Linked DNA regions of Homo sapiens: regions 1, 3 and 4 are each linked to region 2. Evidence: chromatin contacts called from ENCODE Hi-C or POLR2A ChIA-PET data. All regions are on one chromosome and are shown on one strand. Each heading gives the region's core, a stretch centred on a gene start or an enhancer-like site at or near the end of the contact. The rest is flanking DNA. Distances are from core to core; before and after follow the strand shown. Region 1 has its middle 85 kb from the start of LINC01991. Region 2 has its middle 32 kb from the start of BCL6. Region 3 overlaps LPP (LIM domain containing preferred translocation partner in lipoma). Region 4 has its middle 45 kb from the start of LPP-AS2.

Region 1 (2,957 bases), core at 134-2,633, 280 kb before region 2:
ATCCGGAAGGGTAAATCAGGGAGTGAGGTTCGTTTTTTAGTTCTCCTGCAATTTGAGAGGCCTTGTTGCATTTTTTTTTTAAGACTAGTTCTAAAGGAATTGGGCAAATGATTCCTGTTTGCCTGTCAAGCACCATGATGTTTAAATGTATCTCTGTCTTGAAACACTGTTACTCTCTAAATTCCAACTGATCATTTGACAGTTGAAAAAGCTAGCATAAACCACTTTCTTTCCTTTTTTAAGTTAATAGCTGCACTCCAGTCTCTAACGCTTCATGTGTAACAGTTTAAAAGATTGGCATGCTTCCCTCTATGGCTTTCCCATCTCATACAAACTTTAAGTTGCTGAAAATCACAAGTGATCGTCTCTGAATCCTAACTATAGACATTAAAATGAGAAAAAATAGTTCTTCTGGTTGTTTTGAAAATGATATAACTCTTTCCTGATAGTTAAAATAACATTTACCTCTTCTTATAAGTTGGTCTGGGTTGTCTTACTATTTTATTATGTGACAGCTTCTAACATTTTAAGCCGATTCCTTCAAGTTGTCCTAAAACCTCAGTATCACTAGAGATTACTTGCTAAAACTTTATTTTTCAATGATTAAAAAGTAAACAAATAGACCAGGTGCAGTGACTCACACCTGTAGTCCTAGCACTTTGGGACGCCAAGGCGGGTGGATCACGAGGTCAGGAGTTCAAGACCAGCCTGGCCAAGATGGTGAAACCCCGTGTCTACTAAAAATACAAAAATTAGCCCTGCGTGGTGGCACGCGCCTGTAATCCTGGCAACACAGGAGGCTGTGGCAGGATAATTGCTTGAACCCAAGAGTCAGAGGTTGCAGTGAGCTGAGATTGTGCCATTGCACTCCAGCCTGGGGTAAAAAGAGAAAAACTCTGTCTTTTAAAAAAAAAAAATTAAACAAATAGATCATCAAGTTATTTATGACGATTAAACAAAAGGACACAATAGGTTTTCTCTTAAAAATCAGCTTGTATATGTATGCTTCTATGGAATATTTGTCTGGGCTTCAGGACAGGGATCTCCTGCTACCCCTGCTGTGTGAACTTGGATAAGGCACCAGCCTTTCTGGCCTCAGTTTCCCCATCTACAGAACAAGAGAGAGACATACAAGTGATTTTTGAAGACCTCTCCAGCTCTCAAAGTTATCAGGGTAAAGTATCAAGAGGTTATGAAACGTCTCACACTGTGGGAGGGAACAAATATGTCATGATTTTGTTCCAGTTTAATCTGTTTCACATTTAGTATAGTCCAACCTGTGATAGGTCCTCTGTGGAACATAGATGACTCACTTCCTGTCCTAAGTGGGTCTTCTCTGAGGTATGGAACAGATCCTTCCTTCAGATATGGAGCCAGCAGGGGGGGTCAATGGGCCTCTGGGCAAATTCTTCGTGTTCTTTATCTGTGTCAAATTAAACCTGCTAATCAGCATACACCTATGCCCAAGGGCATGTAAGGACAGTGCAGCTTAGAAACTAGATGTTCCTGAAAAGTGTGCCCATCAAGTTTTTATAAACATGATCACATTTTAAATGTAGAAGAGTAGTTGGCAACTGAAATGGAGATTAGGGTAAACCTTTTTGTAAGATGACAAATGCCTTTTGTTAAGTAATATTGAAGGCTGAAAAGCCCAGTGTATCTACCACTTCTTCCAGGGAGTCTCCCCAGCCTGCTGCTGGATCCTGGCAACTTCATTCATCTCCTTCCCCTCTAAATTCCACTCTACTTTAAGAGCTGAGCCCACATCAGTAAGTACAAAATTATGCTCTTGAAACCACAGGGTCCTAAAATGTTAAGGCCAGAAGGGAACTTTGAAACATCAATCTCTTTACCCTACCTTTATCACCCACTCATTTGTGTATTCATTAATTTATTTATTTAACAAATATTTAGTTAATGCCTACTGTGTGTTAAACATTGGGCTAGGCATAACACATACAGCAAAATCAAGGCATAGAAATCTCCTACCCTCATGGAATTTACATTTTCTCTCTGTGTGTAAAGGTAAACAGTGTATATGTTGGTTGGCTGATGGAATGGGGAATTACTGGTTGGGAATGGAGAGCTACTTTAGATTGGTGGGCAGAGGAGGTTTCTGTGAGGAGGTGACATTTAAGCTGGCATCTGAAGAATGAGAAGGAGCCAGCCAGGGCAACTGCTTAGGGTGGAGAGAAAGAGTAACTGGTGGAGACTGAGTGACGGGGAAGAACTGGGAGAGCCTAGAGAACTTGAGAGGGGTAGAAAAGGGGTAGCGAGGTGCAGGTGCAGACAAAGGCAGAAAGGAGGGCAGGGATCATATCAGAGAGGGCTTTGAGGCCATGGTGTGGAATTGGTATTTTCTGCTGAGTTTAGTGGGAAGCCATTGGATGGCAAAGAGCAGGGGAGTAAAATCTGATTTATATTCTTGAAAGATCCTTTTGGCTGCTTTTTGGAAAAGTGATTGTAAGGAAATGAGAAAGAAAGCAGAAAAAATGTTCTAGAGGAGCTTTAATGGGACTATTTTAGACTAGGGTTGTTGCAGTGGGGTGCAGAGATGTGCACAATTAATTTTGGGGGTGGACTCACAAGACTTGTTTCTGGTGATAGGGGGTAACTGGATAGGGGGTTAAGAAATAGGAAGGAATGAAAGATAATTCTTTATCTTTAAGCTTGAGAACTGGGGGAAGGGTTGTTTATTAAGATAAAAAGATTGGGGAAATACAGTACAGCTTTGAGAGAAAATCCAAGAAACCTGTTTTGGATGTAGTAAGTTTCATATTCTTATTGGGCCCTCGAGTAGAGATGTTGGATAGATCACTGATTCTTCTCAAAAGGCCTTCTGATTATTGCAAAGGTTTTAGCTTTGTCTCCTGATCTAGACCAAAATTCTCCTGAAGATAGGCAAAGCTTATGTTTTATATGTCTTCTTCTTCATTGACTTCAGGGTGAGAGGAAAG
Region 2 (3,058 bases), core at 225-2,724:
AAATGGGCTCATCTCCACCATGAGCCTTCTTCATAGGGCAACTAATCGCTCAAGTGACATGATGGATGGTTAAACACATTGGGAGGTGATCAAATTCCCCAAACATGAAGGAATAGATTACTTAAAATCTAAAGGTGAGAATACAGATGTCACACCCATCCACAGTTGAAAACAAAAAAGAAACTAGTGAATAATGCACATAAATGTACAGCTACATGCCTGGCCCATTTTGTATGGAACCCAAATTGCTCAACTAGTTTTCATGGTGCTCACCAAGATATTTCCAACTCTTTTCTCTAGGATTGGCACAGCCTATCCCCTTTATGTCTCCTATACTTTTGTCAAATTAATCACCCAGTGACTCAGGAGTTCAGAACATGAACTTACTCTTTAATACCTCCACTTGTTTGTTGGGGCATCTCCACCTCCTGGAATGCCTGTCCTCTGCATGTCTGTGTGTGCAGACCTGCTCAAATGCAGCCTCCTTCTAAAAGGAAGTCTTCGTTGATTTTCTCTGTTGTAAGTCATCTCAACCTTAATCTGAGCGCCACTTATCATTCTAAAAAATTATTTATTTATTTATTCATTTATTTATCTATTTCAGAAACAGGGTCTCACCCTGTCACCCAGGCTGGAGTGCAGTGGCATGATCACGGTTCACTGCAGCCTCAAACTCCTGGTCTCAAGTGATCCTCCCATCTCAGACTCCTGAGCAGGTGAGACTATAGACATGTGCCATCACACCTGGCTAATATATATATATATATATATATATATATGTATGTATATATATATATGTGTATATATATATATATTTTAGAGATAGGGTCTCACTGTGTTTCTCAGGCTGGTTTTGAACTCTTGGTCTCAAGCAATCCTCCCACCTCAGTCTCCCAAAGTTGAGATTACAGGTGTGAGTTACTGTGCCCAGCCCCTTATCATTTTTATTTGTACTTCACATTCTAATAATTTGTCTTCTCCTGAGTTTGTTGTTTCCTTGAGAACAAGGATTATGCCCGTTACCTAATGGATGACATTTATCAAACACTTAACATGTGTGATCTCTTTTAACCATCACAGCTAAATAAGGCTGTTGATACTGGTAGTTTTCATTTTGGAAATGAAGTAACAGGGGCCCAGAGAGGTTAAGAAAGTTGCCAGAGTTCACAGGTATTAGGTGAAGTCAAATTGGAAACCAGGGATTTCCAGTGTAAATCCTTAATTCTTAACATCCATGCCTCCATTTATTGTAGGTGTTTGGCACAGGAAGTGCTTAATAAATGCTTCTTAATTGAGTGAATGAATAAATACATGAATGAAGAAAGTGTGAATCTTCTAGTATGAATGTTCTCACTCCATGTGCAGGACCTCACATCCTCTTTCCATAGTGACTGCACAATGAATGTTTGCTGAGTTCAATGACTGAAAGGATCTATACTAGGGCAGATGTCTAGGGGACTGCTGAGACAAGAAGGCCGCAGAGGTGAGTCATTTTTCAACAGACGTGAGTCCTGTTTTTTGGGGGCTTACATTTTAGGAAGATGAGCATTGACTGGTATTTTTCAAGTTTAGGGAAGGGTAGATGTTGGCAGAGAAAAGATTATTCAACCTCAGAGAATGATCAACAGAATATTCAGAGGTAACCGGTAAGACAAGTCTAATTCTGAGCATGAATAAGCTTCTCCTTAAAGAGGAAATTGAACTGAAGATCACGAAGAATAACTAGATGACTCACCCATCAAAATAGGAAGTTCTCTCTGGTAAGGAAGATGGTGGCATTGAGGTGGCAGAAACCACAAAGATCCTCCTCAAACACTTACCACATAGCAGACTTCACTCTTGCTACTTGGGCTACTGTCTCTGGAGTGGAAGACCTGTCCACTGACCAGGACTTGATAGAGGCAGTGAAGCACTGTGTTAAAAAGACCCCAGGCCCTGGAGCCGCTGCCTCGCTCTGAACAAAGACTCCCTCATGTAGCAGCTGTACAAACTTGGGCATTTGTAAAAGTAGATATAATAACAGTTCCTTATGCACCGACTTATTATGAAGACTGAGAGTTAATAGCTGTAAGTGTATAGAACAGTGCCTGGCTTGTACTAAGCATTCACTGGAGGTTAGCTATTTTTATTGTGCTTCTATTGCTGACTCTAATTGTTTGTATATTTGAACTGAAGAATTCTCAGTGAGTTTTAGAAGGAAGAGAAGATGCTTACATATCACTTGGGTATGAAACAAGAGTATAAATCATACATCTTACATCTCATAACAACTTTATTCACAAGATGATCTTCTTTCATCAGCCCAAGGACTGGCTTCTCTAAACTGCCACATAATTGTCCTCTGCAGTAGAACTCCCCATAGACCATTATGTTTTATGTTTATGGACTTTCACCCAAGACTTTAACAGCAGCAATGGAAGGATTCTGCTAAAATCTTATGTTTCATTTTCTTTTACTTTCGGACCATTGGAACTATTAGAACCCATGATCTATTGTTCGTATATAAATATTACTCTAACCTGGAAAGTAGCTCTTTCTTTATTAAGGCAAATATTTATTTAATCCATGTTTTCTATTTAAAACATCAAAATATATATTTTAAAAATGCATACATTAAAGAAAAAAATGTATGCAAAGAATTTATAACCAAATGCTGGACTTAGCATTACTGCAAAAAAATCCCACAAGTTCTGATTTTCAATTTTGCAGATAGTCTTTACTATAAACATGTTTTAGTATAAACAATTTTTAAAATTATGACTGGTAAATAAATATTTCAGAATGTTATTTATTTATTTAAGTTTGTATATCAAGCATTGCCGCTTAACACCAGATGCTACAGTTTTAATTTGCATTACTATTATTAATTTAATACATTAATAACATGCATTAAATATGAGAAACACACCAATAAATAAAGGAGATACTTCCTTAACTGACTGATGAGATAATTAAACTAATAGCCATGGAATTTTTAAAAAGTCTCAAGTTTTTTCCATACCAGCACCAGCCATATAAAATGTGTGGGCTTTGTTGGTGGATGGGACACAGAATGGGT
Region 3 (2,957 bases), core at 437-2,936, 390 kb before region 2:
AAAGCATCTCACCTCCATTATGGGATCCTTGAGGATAAGACTTGGTCTCACTCATGGAACAACAATATGATTCCATAAAGAAATGGTGCTAATCTCTTGGAAAGATTTGTAGCTGGCCAGGACCACCACCCGGCAATCTGTGCCTCCATTGCAATCATTTGTCTTTGGGAGGTTTCAGAGTGGACAGCATCCATAGGCATAGCCTGAAGGGAAAAAGGTGAGGAGAGAGGAAGCTATCCAGATGGAGAATGAGAAAGGAAGATTTACAGCATTGAGGGTGTAGACAAGAAAGAGATAAGCTTGGGTGACTAAAAAGCAATGGCAATAAAAAGAAAATGAATCCAGAAGCAGTCAGGATGGAAGAGAACCAATATTCATGGAATGCCTACTTTGTGTAGGCATGAACTATGCTCACTGCAGGAGTTTCCTCATACTGCCAGGCTCAAAAGTACATGGAGGATCAAGCAATCCAGGGTGACTGCAGCTTGTGTTGACTTAGTAAACATTCAAATTCAACATTTTCTAGTTAAAAGGCCCTGAGAGTACACATAGCGTAACCCTAACGTTTCATACACAGATAAACTGAGACTCAGACTCAGAAAAATTCAAGCCCAAAATGGAATGAGAAATACAACCCAGGTTTGCCAGTGTTCCTTTTGATACAGATATGAAAAACAAGGAAGGTATTGCTGAGAGGCTCTGAAAGAATTCACTGTTACGTGAAATCTCCCATGATATGGCAGACCAGATTTGTAGATTATCCTCTACCTCATCTAGCATGTTCCATCTGCTGGTTGCTACCAGAGGGGAGGAAATTGGTAGCATTATTTTAAATGAAGTAGATGTCTTTCCAGGAAGATATAAAAGGGTACCTTGCCTTAGATGAAGAAGATGATTCAGATGAATAAGAATGAAAAATGAAGACACAGGTGATTCACCAGAATAAGAGAAGCTGGGGGGAAGGTAAGTTGGAGGAAGTGGTAGATGACAAGGTAAACGGAAACTAGACTGACTAGAATGATGCTGTTGATGAAGAAGCTGAGACTCCCTCGGCTGGGCATGGTGGCTCACACCTGTAATCTCAGCACTTTGTGAGATCGAGGCGGGCAGATCACAAGGTTGGAAGTTTGAGACCAGCCTGGCCAACGTGGTGAAACCCCATCTCTACTAAAAATACAAAAAAATTAGCTGGGCATGGTGGGACACACCTGTAATCCCAGCTACTCAGGAGGCTGAGGCAGTGGAATTGCTTGAGCCTGGGAGGCGGAGGTTGCAGTCAGCCGAAATCATACCACTGCACTCCAGCCTGGGCAATAGAGCGAGACTCCCTCTCAAAAAAAAAAAAAAAAAAAGAAAAGAAAAGAAAAGAAACTGAGACTCCCTCTCATAAGAGTGATTCACAAGGCAGAGGCTCTGCCCCAAACAAAGCATGAGAATGAAAATGTCTTACAGACGTGAATCAACAATCACTTCTGCAGATGGGCAGTCACGCAGTTGGAACAAAGCCGAAGGCAGAAAGTTCTGCGCCAAAAAATTCATTGCCTCTTACCTCTCCATATTCAGGCTATAATAAAAATTGGTCTACATTATATCAATGTGTTAGGGAGTCTCCACCAAATCAGCCATGTCAGAATTTCACTGTTATTCTGTTCCCGATGATGCTCTGGCAACCCTCCAGGCCTCTCTGCCTACACAGTCTATCTCCCGCTAGACCCAGCGCTCCTCCATGAGGAAAGGCTGTCCTGGTTACATACCCTCCACTCCAGTTAAAAGACTCTATGTCTAAAATCACCCACTCTATGTGCACAACTTTCAGACAAAGTAGAATTCTGACCCTGTATCATAGTTACTAGGGTGAATGTCTGAGTACCCCTTCTGGGCTGTGGGAGGTTCGTGGCCAGGGTCCACGGCCCACAGCAGCTTTCCCCAAAGCATATTACATCACTGAACCCAGGAAATGCTCTGGTACAAAGGGTAGTAGTGGGGTGCAGGGGTTCTATGATCAAATAACTTTGGGAAACAAACCTTCCGGGAGGTCAGAATGCGCATTCGTTTATTAAAGTCTCAAAATCCCATGGTAAAGATACACAATACTGAAATTTCCTTAATTTTGTTTAACTTGGACTTTTCCAAACTTACTTGGCTACAGGACCCTTTTCTTAATAAAACAGCCTTAACACTTTGGGAAATACTGTCTTACAGAATCACAGCATTCTAAAGGACCTTCATGTTCCTACAGCTGAACTTTGCAGCTTTCACACTGGTCTGTGTCCTCTTTAAGAGCAGGGGCCTTGTCTGAATCAAGGTGTATCCAAACACTCAGCTAAGTGCCTTACACACTGCAAGCCAATAATACGTGTTACACGGATAAACTAAACCCAATCCTCTCATTTCTAGGATGAGAAAATAAAACCAAATATGTCAGAATGACCTCTTTTATAGCTTCCTTAGGGTTTAAAAGAAGCCTCTCACAGAGAATGTGCTCAATACCTTTTGAAAAACGAAATGTTAATAGAATAGGATTGAAGAAAAAAGAAAAGATTGAAAAAGTTTCTCAGTTATACTACGAGCCCAAAGTTTCTATAACATGATGGACTGCTGCCTCTTCTCCTCTTTCACCCAAGTGAAGTCTTAAGTAGAAGAAAATAAAAATGATGAATCAAAAAAGGAAAACTGTAGGAAAACCAAAGGCCCCTTGGGATGGGAGGTGGGGGAGGTGGTGTTTGCAAACTGATGGGGATAAACAAGACTTGTCTGTATCTAATTTAGACTTAATAAGATAGTTTGCTGAATGTTAATTAAATACTCAGTGGTTGTTACCAACTGTGGTGATTAACTTAATTTTGAATTAAATAAGCAATAAATGCTTAACTGAAGTTCTATTAAATTTTACCCAGCAAGTGAGAAATATGAGGCTCTTAATTGACTTTAAACAAGATAGTTATGGCAAGTTAGTT
Region 4 (3,050 bases), core at 304-2,803, 330 kb before region 2:
CTAAGCATAGAGGGTAGGGATGGGAGAAGAAGAGATAGAAAACGAGAAGGGGTGACTATAAGGTGAACGCCCTCATTCTTAGTATCTGGGTAAATACGCTGGGATTTCCAAATGAAATTTCTCTATAAATCCAGCCCCTGTCCCATCCCCACTATCATGAAGATCTCTATTTCTATATTCCCAGGGTAGACACATTGGAATTATCTTTTATTCTCCCCTCTCTCACCCATCCCTTTACTCTGCCCCCTGCCATCTAGTTATTGCCAAATTCTCAGGATTATAAACCAGCAATGCCTCTTCTGTCCACTTCCTTCTTGCCATCCCCTCTGCCACTGACTGCTCTTCTTCCATTTTATATTTTGGTAGCTGCCCAAAGGTCCACCTTCCTTATCTCTGTTCCTCCCTCCTTCCTTCCTGTAATGCTGCTAAACAAATCTTTTTAAAATATGTAGCTAATAATTCCACTGCCCAGAAAAGTTCAGTGGCTCTGCCATGACTTCACAGCAGAGTGTGTCTCCTGCCCTTTCCTGCTTTGTTGCCCTTGTTCACGCTGTGCCCTTCAAAGGGAATCCCCTTCCCCTACTGCCACTCAATATCCAAATCATATGCAACTTTCAACATTGAGCATGAATGGTTCTTTATCCATAAAATCTTCTTTGATACCTTCCCACCACACCTAAGCTGGAAACAATTCTTCCTCTTCCTCTTAGACTCTCCAAAATCTTTTTATTTTTTTTTTTGAGAAAGAGTCTTGCTCTTTCACCCAGTCTGGAGTGCAGTGGTGCCATCTCAGCTCACTGCAACCTCCGCTTCCTAGGTTCGAGCAATTCTCCTGCCTCAGCCTCCCCAGTAGCTGAGACTACAGGTGTATGCCATCATGCCCGGCTAATTTTTGTATTTTTAGTGGAGACAGAGTTTCACCATGTTGGCCAGGCCTGTCTTGAGCTCCTGACCTCAGGTGATCCGCCCGCCTTGGCCTCCCAAAGTGCTGGGATTACAGGCATGAGCCAACACTCCCGGCCCAAAATTTTATTTTTCTACTTGTAACTGTATATTTAGTTGCCTAATTGTTTGGCTATGGTCTACTTCCATCAAGTCCTGTGTAAGTTCCATAATGACATTGACCATGTCTTTTTTGGTCACAGTTGTATGACTAGGACATAGTGTCTGTGACCAGTATAATCATGAGTTTTGTGTCCAAACAAAGCTCATAAGGGGAATTCAGAATATCTTGAAAACCTGCTAAAATGATTCCAATAGTAATGCTTTTTTACCCCCACCTCTTCAGCCTGACCCCTGATGAGGGCTACGGTATTCACTTTCTATCTTTCATTAAAGTTATTTGAATGTGGGTGCCTCTCTGCCATCTAGACTAAACTCTTAAAGGACTGGACCTTACCTAATTTATCTGTTTCTCTACCCATCCTGCCACACTACTCATGCCCCGCTAACTTTGACCACATCATGAATTCAGGAAGTAAACAATGAATGAAGTCAATGCTATGCAGGATGACATCTTGTAAATGTAAAAAATGTTGCCTTCCTTTTGGTGTTTTAGTCATGAAGTCCTTGCCTGCGCCTATGTCCTGAATGAACAAGCAACCTACAGAATGGGAGAAAATTTTTGCAATCTACCCATCTGACAGTGGGCTAATATCCAGAATCTACAAAGAACTTAAACAAATTTACAAGAAAAAAACAAACAACCTCATCAAAAAGTGGGCAAAGGATGTGACAGACACTTCTCAAAAGAAGACATTTATGCAGCCGACAGACACATGAAAAAATGCTCATCATCAGTGGTGCAGAGAAATGCAAATCAAACCACAATGAGACACCATCTCACACCAGTTAGCATGGTGATCATTAAAAAGTCAGGAAACAACAGATGCTGAGGAGGATGTGGAGAAATAGGAATGCTTTTACACTCTTGGTGGGAGTATAAACTAGTTCAACCATAGTGGAAGACAGTGTGGCAATTCCTCAAGGATCTAGAACTAGAAATACCATTTGACCCAGTGATCCCATTCCTGGGTATATACCCAAAGGATTATAAATCGTGCTACTATAAAGACACATGCACACGTATGTTCACTGTGGCACTATTCACAATAGCAAAAACTTGTAACCAAACCAAATGTCCACCAATGATAGACTAGATTAAGAAAATGTGGCACATATACACCATGGAATACTGTGCAGCCATAAAAAAGGATGAGTTCATGTCCTTTGCAGGGACATGGATGAAGATGGAAACCATCATTCTGAGCAAACTATCACAAGGACAGAAAACCAAACACCACATGTTCTCACTCATAGGTGGGAACTGAAAAATGAGAACACTGGGACACAGGGCAGGAAACACACGGGGGCCTGTCGTGGGGTAGGGGGCAGGGGGAGGGATAGCATTAAGAGAAATACCGAATGTAAATGACAAGTTAATGGGTGCAGCAAACCAACATGGCACATGTACACCTATGTAACAAACCAGCACGTTGTGCATATGTACTTTAGAACTTAAAGTATAATTAAAAGAAAGAAAGAAAGAAATGTTGCCTTCCTTTGCCTAGAGCAAGCTTGGCTTTGGAATATTTAGACAGTTCAATCCCTTACCTCTGCCAGAGAGAGTCCTTTTGATAAAGAGAATACTTGGTTATATTTTTAAAAAGTTTCAAAGCAAGGGCCAAACATTTCAAAAGGCAAGCAGATGGGCCCTGCAGGTAGCATTCACTGACTAACTAGGATGCTTTCAACTGCCTGTGCTAAAATTGGTGCTAGGGGCTAATGTCCTGCTTGTCTTGCCTCATTAGAAAGTCTTTCTCTTTCTAAGATGTGTTTCAGGGAAAAAAAGAGAAATGAGGGGGAGAGAAAAAGACAGCGTTGGGTTGCCACTGGAGGGAACTGGATCTAGAGATGAAGCATGTAGTTGAAGACCGGACTGATCATTTCACCTTTCATCTCTTTATTACTGCTCCACACTCCCGTGTCAAACGTCAAGCTGCATTTCCTCTGAGGATCCTTCCAAAGAAAAGAGCTTGCCCTTTTTTTTT

What was found. A loop is a pair of places that touch in the nucleus more often than their neighbours do. ChIA-PET counts read pairs that join two places held with the same protein, here RNA polymerase II (POLR2A). Pooled maps may share reads with other maps.
Region 1: a pooled map shows a loop between it and region 2 (5-fold over the local background). The contact joins two enhancer-like sites. A Hi-C loop is called at or near these places in 6 of 50 pooled maps. POLR2A ChIA-PET finds 5 or more read pairs at or near these places in 2 of 52 experiments (GM12878 and Panc1).
Region 3: a loop to region 2 is called in a pooled map, with 3 times the contacts of the local background. The contact joins two enhancer-like sites. A Hi-C loop is called at or near these places in 5 of 50 pooled maps. POLR2A ChIA-PET finds 5 or more read pairs at or near these places in 3 of 52 experiments (AG04449, MCF 10A and PC-9).
Region 4: a loop to region 2 is called in a map of B cell, with 8 times the contacts of the local background. The contact joins two enhancer-like sites. A Hi-C loop is called at or near these places in 1 of 168 maps with a recorded cell type or tissue (B cell). POLR2A ChIA-PET finds 5 or more read pairs at or near these places in 2 of 52 experiments (WTC11 and activated CD8-positive, alpha-beta memory T cell).

Annotation. Positions count from the first base shown.
Region 1 is chr3:188,059,750-188,062,706 of GRCh38, reverse strand. No RefSeq gene overlaps it. Among named protein-coding and RNA genes, the nearest start is that of LINC01991, 85 kb to the right of the region's middle. Within about 2 kb of position 1,383, at least 5 of the 41 ENCODE cell types and tissues checked have a DNase peak (open chromatin) inside an H3K27ac peak, as active enhancers do.
Region 2 is chr3:187,776,232-187,779,289 of GRCh38, reverse strand. No RefSeq gene overlaps it. Among named protein-coding and RNA genes, the nearest start is that of BCL6, 32 kb to the right of the region's middle. Within about 2 kb of position 1,474, at least 7 of the 41 ENCODE cell types and tissues checked have a DNase peak (open chromatin) inside an H3K27ac peak, as active enhancers do; they include PC-9, where a contact is called at or near this core.
Region 3 is chr3:188,168,725-188,171,681 of GRCh38, reverse strand. The region is part of intron 1 of LPP (LIM domain containing preferred translocation partner in lipoma); the gene reads right to left. Among named protein-coding and RNA genes, the nearest start is that of FLJ42393, 8.3 kb to the left of the region's middle. Within about 2 kb of position 1,686, at least 8 of the 41 ENCODE cell types and tissues checked have a DNase peak (open chromatin) inside an H3K27ac peak, as active enhancers do; they include PC-9, where a contact is called at or near this core.
Region 4 is chr3:188,107,639-188,110,688 of GRCh38, reverse strand. No RefSeq gene overlaps it. Among named protein-coding and RNA genes, the nearest start is that of LPP-AS2, 45 kb to the left of the region's middle. Within about 2 kb of position 1,553, at least 2 of the 41 ENCODE cell types and tissues checked have a DNase peak (open chromatin) inside an H3K27ac peak, as active enhancers do.